Regions from separate parts of the Homo sapiens genome. Here region 1 is linked to region 2. Evidence: chromatin contacts called from ENCODE Hi-C or POLR2A ChIA-PET data. All regions are on one chromosome and are shown on one strand. The core of a region is the stretch at or near the end of the contact, and the rest is flanking DNA. Distances in the headings are between cores, read along the strand shown. Region 1 overlaps LOC105371230 (a long non-coding RNA gene). Region 2 overlaps LINC00624 (long intergenic non-protein coding RNA 624).

The links. Hi-C counts contacts between places; a loop is a spot of excess contacts on that map. ChIA-PET counts read pairs that join two places held with the same protein, here RNA polymerase II (POLR2A). Pooled maps may share reads with other maps.
Region 1: a loop to region 2 is called in a map of mammary epithelial cell, with 3 times the contacts of the local background. The contact joins two enhancer-like sites. A Hi-C loop is called at or near these places in 33 of 168 maps with a recorded cell type or tissue (A673, B cell, CD14-positive monocyte and 22 more), 20 of 37 single-sample maps with no recorded cell type and 33 of 50 pooled maps. POLR2A ChIA-PET finds 5 or more read pairs at or near these places in 2 of 52 experiments (WTC11 and activated T-cell).

Annotation. Positions count from the first base shown.
Region 1 is chr1:147,712,780-147,719,354 of GRCh38, reverse strand. All of the region lies in intron 2 of LOC105371230 (a long non-coding RNA gene), which reads left to right. All of the region lies in intron 1 of LOC102723321 (a long non-coding RNA gene), which reads right to left. Among named protein-coding and RNA genes, the nearest start is that of GJA5, 45 kb to the left of the region's middle. Within about 2 kb of position 1,459, at least 3 of the 41 ENCODE cell types and tissues checked have a DNase peak (open chromatin) inside an H3K27ac peak, as active enhancers do.
Region 2 is chr1:147,495,442-147,502,192 of GRCh38, reverse strand. The region is part of intron 3 of LINC00624 (long intergenic non-protein coding RNA 624); the gene reads left to right. Among named protein-coding and RNA genes, the nearest start is that of LINC00624, 19 kb to the left of the region's middle. Within about 2 kb of position 5,457, at least 4 of the 41 ENCODE cell types and tissues checked have a DNase peak (open chromatin) inside an H3K27ac peak, as active enhancers do.

The sequences.
Region 1 (6,575 bases), core at 210-2,709, 220 kb before region 2:
GAGGTATGTCGAGCTATGTCCAGAAGCTGAGCGGATCCATGTTCCCCATGCACAGCATCAGCAGGGCAGTTATACCTTTTCAAACAATAGTGGCTCCAAGGCAAGTACGAACTTACACAAACAGGTTGTATAAAAAGTGGAGTATGCGCCTGCACCCTAAACTTGCTGAGTCATTCTGGTCCAGATGTCCACCTCAGTCTATTGTTGACCAAAGCACATCCATGTACTTTACACTCCACCCCCTAAGCTGAGGGAGACATAGATTTTAGACACATAGGTCCAATACACGGGTTTGGCACATAAGCCCCTGATTCACACGTCTGACACATAAGCTTTCGGCCCACAGGCCCGATACATACACATATGCTTGACACATAAGCCTGGCACATAGGCTTTGGGCATGCAAGCCCAATATACACACATAGACTTGATACATAAGCCTGGGAACACAGGCCTGACACACAGGCCTGATACATAAACATAGGCTTCTGGGCACACAGGCCCATTACATACATAGGCCCTGATAAACTGCCCAGCTATTGGTGCAGACTACCTTAGGTGTCACCTCCTTGGTGATTACCATTTACATTGCCCTGAGTTCAGCTCATTAGCTACTCTGTCTACACCTGATTTCAAACCATGTGGTGTCAGAACTAGGCTGGACTGCACCAGCAGTCCAGACAGCAGTAGCACCCTGGCTAGACCTAGCTATGTACCATGCCCTATCAGGAATGGGAGGGCACCCTTCCTTAAACAGTGATGGCTCAGGGTCTAGGGGTGCCTCAGGCCCCATGGCCTCATCTTGCATTAGGACTACAGGCCCTAAAACCTCTACTGCTAAGGGACTTGTACTCAGAGTACTCCACTGTTCCAAGTAGACACCCCACTTCACTAAAGTGGATGTCTGTGCCATTCCTGTCTGGCAGGGGTAGTTACCCATGAATGCACCCATCCCACTATTGGGTAAGTCATCCAGACGATGACTGTAGCCCATCCTGCCACACTCTTATGAGCCCGAAGGGCAGCATATGCAGTTGCTAACCACTTTCCCAGTCCGGGGGGTTGTTACCCATGAATGTACCCATCCTGGCACTTTGGTCAGTTCTCTTATCAAACAGAAAAGGCTTTACACTTTTGCCTGACTGCAGCAGGTATTTTTTGAACCGGAGCACTTGGGTGGGACTGGGTTGCACAGCAACGTCCTTCTCCTGAATGACTTGCACTAAGTCTGTACATGACTGCCGACATTACTTGCTTAACTCCCACAACTCAGTAGGGGCACCGGGACTATAGGAAATGTGTTCCATCACAACTGGGGAGGGTCCCTGGGCTCACCCTTGGGGCCCAACAGCTGTCCATGCTCTATTTTCAGACGGATCACTGGGCAAGCCTGCAACAGAAGTTCTTCCTCCTCCCTGCACTGTGTCTCACAGGGATTGGGCGTGCACTTCCTGCAGCACAGTCACAAACGCCCATCTGACTCTGCTGGCAAAGGCATGTTCCTCCTTGGTGTTGTGCACCTCCAGGTACTTCAGGGCCTTCCCCATACTCATGGGGGCCCTGTCCATTGCCTCTCACATTTCCACTAGGGCCCATCCAAGCAGCACCACTGCCACTGGGTACCACACCTCATCCTGCCAATGTCACCAATTGTTAGATCCAGGGTCAGGGTCCAGCCCATGCTTAGGTCTGAGGGGAGTGGGTGGATAGCTGAAAGAACACTTCGGGCGGCCATGTGTAGGTGAAATATGGCTTTATTCAGTAGCTCTCTCATCAGCAGCTCTCTTACACTGTATGCTCTGTTTCAGCTGCTTGAGCCGGCCACTTCCATGCAGAGCTGCACGGCTGACTCTCCCTTGCTTTCAGGGTCAGCAGCTTAACTCTTTCTCTGGGCAAAAGCTGGTTCCTGGCTCCCACCTGCCTGCCTGCAAGACAGACATCTTTGGCTCTCTCTCTCTTTCTCTGGGTGCCAGTGTGCTGAGCCATGTTGAGCCATGCCCAAGAGCTGAGCCAAGCCATGTCCCCTGTGTACAGCATCAGCAGGACAATTATACCTTTTCAAACAACAGTGGCTCCAAGCCAGGTATGAGCTTACACAAACAGGTTATATAACAGGTGGAGTAAGCGCCTGCACCCTAAACTCTATGAGTCACTCTAGCCCGGATGTCTGCCTCAGCCTACTGTTCACCAGAGCACATCCAGGTACCTTACAAGATCAGATTTCAATCAGGAAGTTCTTCACTCCAGCAAATGCACTATATATATTGAGTCAGAAAACAAATATGGGTCACTGAATGCTCAGAGCAGTGAAAATAGTTGACTGGAGCTGCAGCTCTTTGCAATTTAAGAGATAGAAGCTGCTCCAGATTAATAATCAGGGAAGGTAGACAGAATTTTGCAGAGCTTTATATTCAATTATTTATTTAACAAATATTTGAGTCTTGCTATGTGCCAAATACTGTGCTGGACACTAAACATAGAACAGTCAATAAAATAGACAAAATCACTGCCCTCGAGGAGCTTAACCACCTAGCATGATGATGTCAGAGGTGTTTAAACCAGAGCAATTCCATCTTGAATAGGCCCTGGATAAAATAGGGCTGAGATCTACTAGGATGCATTCCCAGGAGGTTAAGACATTCTAAGTCACAGGATGAGACAGGAGGTCGGCACAAGATACAGGTCATAAAGACCTTGCTGATAAAACAGGCTGCATTAAAGAAGCCGGCCCAAACCCACCAAAATCAAAAGGGTGACAAGAGTGACTTCTGATAGTCCACTGCTACACTCCCACCAGCGCCATGACAGTTTACAGATGCCATGGCAACACCAAGAAGTTACCCTATATGGTCTAAAAAGAGGAGGAACCCTCAGCTACCGGAATTGCCCAACCCTTTCCCAGAAAACTCATGAATAATCCATCCCTTGTTTAGCATATAATCAAGAAATAACCATAAAAATGGGCAACCAGCAGCCCTTGGGGCTGTTCTGCCTATGGAGTAGCCATTCTTCATTTCTTTACTTTCTTAATAAACTTGCTTTCATCTTACTCTATGGATTTGCCTCGAATTCTTTCTTGAGTGAGATCCAAGAACCCTCTCTTGGGGTCTGGATTGGGACCCCTTTCCAGGAACAAGGAGACTAAAAATAAACATCTTGTGAAGGAAAAATAAATCTCAGGATCCCAAGATCACTAAGCCAAAGGGAAAAGTCAAGCTGGGAACTGCATCAGGCAAACCTGCCTCCCATTTTATTCCTAAATAAGATAGTTACAAAGATAAAAAAGCCACATACCTCCTTCATGATTTGACCACTACGAAATTCCTTGTGAGCCTCAAGATCTTTACCCTAAAAGGGTTCTGTTGAGTTTTACCCTGACAATGTAAATTGATAGCTTATCCTCACAGGTAGGACGAAGGACAGAACTCTAAGTCATCGCTCTGCTCACCTGAGACAAATGCATATCTGATTGCTTCCTCTGATGTAAAAATGCAGATTTACTGAGCTAGACTCTTTTTCTACCCCCACCCTCATCATGTGTAAATTTTGTATTCGGTGAAAGGCTGCTCAAAAATCAAAAGTACACAACTGTTTGTCTCTTATTTATCCACACCTTTAAGAATTTTCTTCCTCTTTCCCCAATAGCTGCCCTTTCCCCTTTAAATATGGAAGCCCTCAAGGTCATCTTCAGAGAAAGGCACAGAGCTGCCTCCCAGGCACACATCCTTAACCATGGCAAAGAAAACTTTCTAAATTTATTGAGACCTGTCTCAGATATTTTTGGTTTACAATCTTAAATAAGTAACTTGTATAATGTATTAGAAGGTGATAAGTACTACGGAGAAAATCAAGCAAAGATGTAGTAGCCAACCTCCAAGATGGCCCCCAGTTCCTCACCTCCTGGAAACACACCTTGTATTTCTTCCCACATTTAATGGAGCTGGCCTGTGAGAACAATAGGATCTGGCAGAAGTAATGGTGTATGACTTCCAAGGCTAGATTATAAAAGATATTGCAGCTTCTGCCTAGCTGTCTTAGATTGTTTGTTCTGGGGAAAGCCAGCTGCCATGTCATGAGGCACACTCAAGCATTCTTGGGAGAGGTCTGTGTGGGGAGAACTGAGGCCTTCTGCCAACAGCCATGTGAATAAGCCATCTTGGAAGCCAATCCTCTATCCTGGCTGACATGTGACTATAACCTGATAGGAGATCCTGAGCCAGAACCATTCAGCTAAAGCACTCCCTAATTCCTAACCCACAGAAACTGTGCAAGATAATAAATGTCTGTTGTTATTTAAGCTATTAAGTTTGAGGGTAATATGTTATACAGCAATAGTTAATGAATACAAAAGGGACCAGGAGTGACAACGAGGTGAGGTGGGGGGTGAAATTTTAAATTGGATGATCAGAGTGGTCCTCACTTAAAAGGTGACATGAGCAGAGATTTAATAGCGGTCTGGGAGCTAGGCATGCCCATATCCGGGGGAAAGCATCCCAGGCAAAGGAAAAAGCCAGTGCAAAGCCCTGAGGAGACAGCCTGCCCAGATTTGAGGAACAGTAAGGACAGTGTGCTGGAGTGAAGAAAGGAGGGAGAAAAGTCAGAGATGAGTCTGAAAAGGTCAAGAGGGGAAGGACAGTGGCCGATCATGAGAAATGGCTATTGGATTGAGCTCCATAGAAGTCACTGTTGACCTTGACAAAAGTAGTTTCAGTGAAATGAAGGAGATGAACGCCTGCTTGGAGTGGGTTTACAACATAATGGAAAAAAGGAATTGAAGGCAGCCACTCTTTCAAGGAGTTTTGCTGTAAAGAAAAGAGAAATCAGATGCAGCTACAGAAGAAAGTGGGGTCAAGAAAAGATTTATTTTTCAGATGGGAGAAATAATAGCATGTGGGCAAGCTAATGAGAACGATGCAGTGATGATAGATGATAAAGAGACAAAGATAAGGAAAATTGCTAAGCAATATCCTTGAGTAGGTGAAAGGGGATGGGATTGAAGACAGAGGCAGAAGAGTCAGACTTAAAGAGGAGACAGAGGGTTCATCTGTGTTAGAAGCAGAAAGGCAAGAGTATATGGGACAGATATTGTAGGAGAGTAGATGTAGCGGTAGGAGGCTATGGCAGTTCTTGTCTGATTATTTATCTTTGCTTATTGGAGGAAGTCAAAGATTTTCCTGGCAATATACTGATAGAAACTGTGCATAAAATGAACCTCTAGCCAGTACATAAGAAAGACAGAAAATAAAAGTCCCAGGAGAGGAAAAACGTACCTCAGCATAGCCTGTTGTTTAGAAAAAATGGCATGGCACACAGGAGGGAATCTATAGAACTAGAATAAGAGAATTATGAATTTGACCAGAACACTGGTAATTCTCTTGCCAGACCTAAGGATTTTTATCAGTTCTTTAGCATGTCTACTTTATATCCTTTATAATTTGTGTATGCATTTATGTGTGACTTAGCCATATGGTAAAGATATAAAATTCTAACTCCAGAATATGGGCTCAATTATTCTTAATTAATTCAGCCATCTTCATAAGGTTCCAAGGTAAAAAGATACTTTTCTTATAGAGAGGGATCTGGATTGGATGGACCTTACACAACTTTTGAAGTGGTTCAAAGGTGCCCAAAGTGGTCAGAACCAGCAAAGACAGAGAATCCCTTGAGGTTTTTCCAGGAGGGCATACTATATTGTATATCATCACTCAATGTTATATTCAAAATCATTCCTCCACTTATACCCAGTGTCCCTAAATTGAATTGGTACATGTGTCTATCCCTTTCCTCCAGGTAAAATGTTTCAGTGTGGAACTTTAAAAGGCATCTCTCAGAACGACGGTTCAGAATGATGGTTAGCAAAAGACCACAAGGACAGAAAACCAAACACTGCATGTTCTCACTCGTAGGTGGGAATTGAATAATGAGAACACTTGGATGCAGGGTGGGGAACATCACACACCAGGTCCTGTTGTGGGGTGGGGGGAGGGGGGAGGGATAGCATTAGGAGAAATACCTAATGTAAATGATGAGTTAATGGGTGCAGCACAATAACATGGCACATGTATACATATGTAACAAACCTGCACGTTGTGCACATGTACCCTAGAACTTAAAGTATAATTTTAAAAAATGGCATCTCTCTTACTATCTACAATTATTACAGCAGGCAGTCATTAGCTCCAATTGGTCTCGTCTCCCTTGAGGCTTATAAGGCCCCTATTCAAACAGAACCAGTGGTGGGGTACCCTGCATACTCCGACATGCTTTGATATGCTTGAGCTCCCTAAACAGGAAGGCTGACTTAGCTCCTCCATCCTAGGCTCTCCCTACCTCCCCTTTGTTCCATAAACTGAGGGGAGACTATTTCTCTCTTTTTTTTTTTATTATGACCCATCTAGGAAAAGTTAAATAGCCTGCTGATTTTCCCTAAACATCATGAGTTATTTTCAAGTCTCTTTAGGTGGCACTGGGGGAGGTTGGTGGAGAAAGTGGCAGAGGGAGTGTTTGACTAATGTTTGAGAAATGTACTACAACAAAGAGATTTTCTTAAAAAATTAGATTCCTTCTGTATGTGA
Region 2 (6,751 bases), core at 4,208-6,707:
ACCCAAATCTCTGGATTGTAATCTGAATTATAATCCCCAGGTGCAGAGGGAGGGACCTGGTGGGAGGTGATTGGATCATGGGGCAGTTTCCCCCATGCTGTTGTTGTGATAGCGAGTGAATTCTCATGAAATCTGATGGTTCTATAAATGGCAGTTTCCCATTCTTTCCTCCTTCCTGCCGCCTGGTGAAGAAGGTGCCTGCCTCTCCTTCACCTTCTGCCATGATTGTAAGTTTGCTGAGGTCTTCCCAGCCATGTGGAACTGTGAGTCAATTAAACCTCCTTTCTTTATAAATTACCCAGGCTCAGGTGGTATTCTTTATAGCAGTGTGAAAATGGACTAATATAGTTAGTTTATTATTATTTTTTATTCCACCTCAGCATATTTCATTATTCATTTATAAGGCGATATTTCTAAATACTTGTGTTAAGACTTTTTTGTCCTAAGCATGGACTTAAAAAAATGAACTTTTTTTCATCTTATGGTGCTATGAATGAGCTAATAGAAGATATTATGTATAATTTTAAAGGGCAAGTGAAATCTTCCCAGCCCTGCTTCCCTACTCAGGGACTTTGGCAGTCGGGTCATGCATTTTCCTTTGCTTCCAAAATACCCATTGGATCATAACTATTTCCCACTTCTACCCGTACTATGCTGCGGGAAGCTTGAGGGTATAGCTTAGTCCTGTTCATCTTTTTGTTTTTTTATTTTTTTGTTAACTCTTCAGCTAAGACAGAGTAAGAGGTAATTTATCGTATGGCTCTTTCACTCAGCCACAAGTGAACACAGAAATAGTCCAGAATGTCACAGGTCTGGGGCAAAGGACCAACATGGACAGTTTTTGTTATGAGCAAGGTGAGCCTCAGAGGTAGTCTCGGTGATCAGATGACGATGAAGTTCTAGATCCATTGAGAGAAGCTCTAGATCCATGCAGTTCAACAACTTGTACCAGCATTTCCAGCCTCTGCCATTCCATGTTTCTACTCCTGCGGCCTCCACTGGTGCACAGACTAGTGATTTACTTGAACCTTTGCCTCATCTTTCTTTTGCGCTTCAGCCTGCACATTCACTTCTTCCTCCACTTGGCTCTCATGGCACAGAGGTTTCCAAGAAGATGGCGCTAAGGCTGAGACCTCATCTTTTTATTGTCAGTTCTAAGCATTCAGTAGCTGGCACACAGTAAATGTTTCACACTTATTTATTGTTGAATGAGTGAATGTAGCATCTTCAGATTTATGTTCTGTCCTCTCCTACCTACCTGCCCTGTTACCATAATCCCCAACTTCTTTCTACTATTGTGTGTGTATGTGTGTATTTATATACGTGTATATATACGTATATATACGTGTGCATATATGTACACGTATATATATATACGTGTGTATATATGTACACGTATATATATATACGTGTATATATATTTTATTTTTCTGGACTGAGTCTTCATTCTTAACTTTAATAAACCATTGAGTTTAAAACAAACATATAAACTCTCAAATGCAGCCAGACTGGTGGATTACATAGAGACTATAAAAGGAATGAGTAAGCAAAAATTAGAAGTGCTCAATACTACAGAGGGAGAAGGTACTTTTGAGTATAGACACACAGTGCTAACTCTTTAAGTAGCTCTAAACCTACAGAGATGGGACAAAGGGGGCAGTTGAGAGCTTCAGCTTTGTAGGTAGACAAACCTGGAGTTGAATGAGGGTACTGCCCTCTCTAGGCTTCTCCTTCACCACTAGTAAAATGAAAGAGATAACCAGTGCAGGACCAAGTGAGATCATTGTTGTCCAGTGTTTGCCACATTGAGAGGTCCCGATAAGAATTAACTATAGAGTGAGGCTGTGAAGGGTCAACACACACAATCATGTCACTGCAAATAATTACTATTTTATTTTTTCCTTTCCAATTGCAATGCATTTTAATTATTTTTCTGACATTAACAGTATATGGCACAGACCAGTACAATGTTGAATAGAAATGATAACGTTCAGTGTTTTTCCACTTAATATGATTAGTTTTAATTTGTTTGTGGATACTTATTATCAGAGTGAGGACATTCCCTTGTATTCCTAGTGTGCTGTGAGTTTTTATCATAAGAGGGAGCAGTATTTTGTCATATCCATTTTATGCATTGATTGAAATAATCATACTGCTTTTCTCTTCATTCATCTTCACCCCAACGAGGAGAAATGGTTTCTTAAGAACATCCCATGCACTTTATTTCAAATCTGTGATCATAGAGCGTTTGCTCTCATGAGGGGAACTGACAACTAGGAGGAAGTGCCCCATTCCTCAACACCAACTCTGGGAAGTGGTGGGAAATCTCTCCTTGTCTATGTGAATGTGTTTGCCTTCTGGTTTACCAATCATTTTTATAAGACATTTCTTACTTGAGACTTTAACTTGAACTGACTGAGTTCAGGAGGAGACCCTGGACCTGTGGTGACTTTCCCTCACCTCTCCCTCCAAACACACACACAAGATGCAGCCACCTAGGGAGAATTTGTCAGAGACAGCCAAGCATCTCTCGCCGTGTAAAGAGCAACAGCAGTCATTTTCATCATGACCATCATCATCATGATAGGTTAATAGGGCACTTGTGCATTAAGGACAAATGTGAGTCATAAATATAAGAATAATAATTTAAAAGAAATAAGATCATTCATTTTAACTCTATTCTCCACTGTCCTTTGCTTTGCTGAAATTATACAACCCATCAAGCAGCAGACAGACACCCAATTGAATGTGGTTACCAGAAACACTCCCTGCCTTTGCTTTGTGATTGGTTGAGTGTCTCCTGAGGGCCAGGAGCTTTTTAAGCAGCTGGTGCAAATGGATGCCTTTCTGAAATTAACCAGTTGATGAATGTCACAGCCATCAGGCTTCCCTCCAGTGTTGGACCAGACAGTGCTCAAGCTGCTTGCTTCCCTCACAGCCTCCAGGGTCCATGACTGAGGGGAAGATGAATGGTCCAGGGGATGGGTGGGCAACCAGTTCAAAGCCAACTGCAGAATGCTCAGCCTTTGAGGACTGATATTTCTCTCTCTTATGCATCCTTGTATCTATGTGTGGCCTTTGCCATGTCCAAAATTTCTCGATGTTTGTTTAGGACTGAGGTCCTCTGAGGAGGGGTTTATGTATGTGGTATAAAGACCCAGACTTGACCCTGGCTCAGGTGCTTACAAACTGTGGAAACGTGGGCATGTTATTACCCACTCTGAGTTTCACTTTCCTCAACTGTATAAGGAGAAAATAAGACCTGCTTCACATGAGCATTAAATGATACATGAAGCCTGTTTCAGAGCCACTGGAATATATTGGGCACTCAGTAAATGGTAGGTAGGGTATTATTATTACTATCCTTACTACTGTTATGGAAGGAACCAAGAAGGTCAACTGAATCCAGATATCACAGACCATAAATGCTGTTATTAGAGACTTACTTCTTTGGGTTCTTCTCCCGGTGGATCCTCTTTTAAAAAACAGATATGGATTTTGCATATACTGAGGTGTTAGTAACATACATTACTAACCCATCTAAGTACTTTCATCTTGACCTGAAAGAGGCAAGGGGTTATCAGACTACATTTCCTTTCATCGTGATTTTTCCCACAGTTGGACCCATATCCAAAGGCCACTAAGCTGAGTCTAGTAACTGTGAGTTGCTCTAGTTAGCATTGGGAATGGAACCTACACTCACAAATGCTTTATGGTCCTGGTTGTTTCTGTCCTGACAGAGTACTGGGGTGGGACCAGGAGGCTGGGCTGGTCCTAGCTCTGTCACTGTCTAGGTGGCTTTGGCCAGGGTCTCTCTTTGGATGTCAGTCTCTTCATCTGCAAAATGGAAGGGTTGCATTTTATTGGTGATTTCCAAGTGGTGAACAGGGAAACTGCCCTTTGACAAACACCAGGAGTGAGGAAGAAAAGGGGTTAGAAGAGAGACAGAGAAGAGCCAGATCACAGTTGCTGAAGGGGAAAGGGCAGGGGTAGAAAATCTGTTTGAGAAGAGTAATTCCTGCTTCCCAAAGGACCAGCACTTGGGAAACTAGACTAAATATCTCTGAGGCCATGGGAATGTACAGCCCACTTCGGGTTAGGCAAAACTGTATATGTAACCTAAAGAGGCAAGGGTTTACATAAGGCTAAACAGCCACCCAGAAGGGAATTAGATTTCAAAGCCTCTGCGTTCTGGCCCACTGCTTAGCCACATGCTGCACCTGTTTCCCTTTTCCTTTTTACTAACATGGGCTCTCCCTCTAACACCTACTGACCATTAATTAATGGCCAACAAATCAGTTGAGACACTGTACTAAGTACTTACTGTTCACAGTATCAGAATTTATGCAATAAATTGTATTCTTCTTAGGGGTTGTTAGCATATCCGAAGGCCAATTGTGGAGCCTGGCAAGGTGATCTTTTAAGTGTCTGCTTAAAATTCTATCCACAAGGTTCTGTTGCCTAGAAAATTCTTAATGAGAAGAGTTAAATAAGTAGTTGATCAACGCAGGCACAGTTTTAGGAACACTAATGGACATCAGCTGGTTGGTGGACATTAGTTAGGGCAGGTAGGTCCACCTAAGACTCTCCTCGATTTATTCCTTTGGCTCTTGACTCTTGCCATGCTGCAGTTATGAAGTGCTTTGAGCCTCTCCTCGGTCCGATTCCTCTACATGTTGGTCTGTGATGTGAGAGCAGGAGTCATGGAATTAGAAAACCTGGTTCTTGTGCTCACTTGCTGCCTACCTGCTGTGTAATATTGGGCAGCTGTATACTCTCTCTGAGGCTTAGCTGCCTCATCTGCAAAACAGGCAATAACAACAACCTCCCAGACTGGTTGTGACTATCAACCAAGGTCACTGGCAGGAATAAACATATTGCAAACTGTAGGGCTCTGTGAAACTGTGAGCTCCTTGAGGCCTGGTCAGTGACTCTGTTTTTTGTTGTATATAATATTTAATGCAGTAGTTCTCAACTACATAAGAATCATCCAGAGAGCTTTTAAAAAATACAAAGGCCTGGGCTGCACTCCCAGATATTCTTACTTAATTGTTTTAGGGTGGAGCTGCGGCATTGGTATTTTTAAAAGTTCCCAGGTGATTCCAATGTGCAGTCAGAGTCAAAAATTACATTTGGCTCTTTGCTGGAGGCTCAGTTCTGTTGGATGAATGAATGATTCTAATTATGACTTCCTCTCTCCTTTCCCTGGAGGAGTGTGCTTTGTCCTGGATGGAAAGATGTTTCCTGTGTCAGGCTTTATTCAGGCGCCTGGCTATTTCTAGAACTGCTTTGGAAGAGCATCTGGACATTCATGTTCAGAAGATGCTCACAATGACAAACATGCTGGTGGGCAGCACCTCAAGGGGCCAGATGGGGCGGCCCTGCAGTTGCTGAACGTGGCCACTGGGCTAGTTAGTATTTCTAAGTGGCAGTGTGCCAGGCCTTGGGTAGGCGGAAGGGAGCTGGGATTCCCTGGCCTCCCTCCTACTTCCCACCAATTAGGTCAGGTCAGCCTTTGGCTGTGTTAAATGCTTTAGGAAGTTCCTGGACCCTTTCCTATTGTTTACCTTGTGAAGACATTTCAGTCAGAGTTTTTTAATAGAACAGTGGAACATGAAATTAATTTTCTGGGCAAGCTGGTAGTGAGGTATACTGGTGTTACAAATCTAACTTTAGATTTTTTACTTCAGCTTTTGACTGTACTTCCTTTCAGGAAGAATTCTTTTATGGAATTCAACCAGCCCTAACTCTGTGTGTGTGTGTGTGTGTGTGTGTGTGTGTGTTCTCCTTCATCCACCAAACACACCATGTTTTGATGCATCTGATTTACCATATACAGTTGTGGCAGGAATTTCTTCTTCCCACCTCCCCAGGCCAGTGTGAGCTTCCCCTGAAGCCATCTTGGATCCCCTCAGTTAGGGGCCGCTGCTCAGAATTCCCAGCAGCCTTCCTGTTGCAGCACTTCCCACGTCCTCAATCCTTACACCTCCAGGAATAGGGCACAGGCAGTGCTGTGAAAGCTCAGGCAGAGCTGGGCTTAAACTCCAGAGCTTCTCCGTATTTTCTGAAAGACCTTGGACAAGTTATTTAACTTTTCGGAGACTCAATTTTCTCATCTCTAAAATCATGAGGGACTGTTGATGAATCCTTAAGGACTAATAATCACTGGCGTGACTATCGTGAGAATCCAAGAGGTAAGATAAATAAAGTTACAGGGAAAAGCCTGGCATGAAATTGTTGTTTCTTGCTGAGGGTAGGATTCGTGTGTGTCCTCCCCAAATGCCCAGGTCCCTCCTTCAATGGGCACTCAACAAATATCCACTGAATGGGGGTGCATGAAAGGACATGCTGGGAATCTAAACCTTAGGACAGAGCAAGGAAGCCCCTTTCCTTTCCATGCCTCCTTGTTCAACTAAAGCTATATGTACCTCCTATGGTTGTATTTATTTGTTGTGTCTTTTAAAGCAATATAGTTCTCTTTATGTGTACTCCAACATGCAGCAAAGTATTGTAACCAGACTGCATCATTTGAGTTCATTCCTGAAAGTTGCTTCTTGAGGTTGAGCCATCTTAGAGAAGAACCTGGCCTCAGCAGAAAGAGGTGAAGGCCACAGCATTGGCTGAGTGTTCACTAAGTGCCGGGCCCCTCAACTATGACAGTGTACCAACAGAACACATGGCACGGCAGAAGCACTCATCACCCATAAAACAGATCAAGATGCTGAAGTTCAGAGAAGTTAGGAAGTTTCAC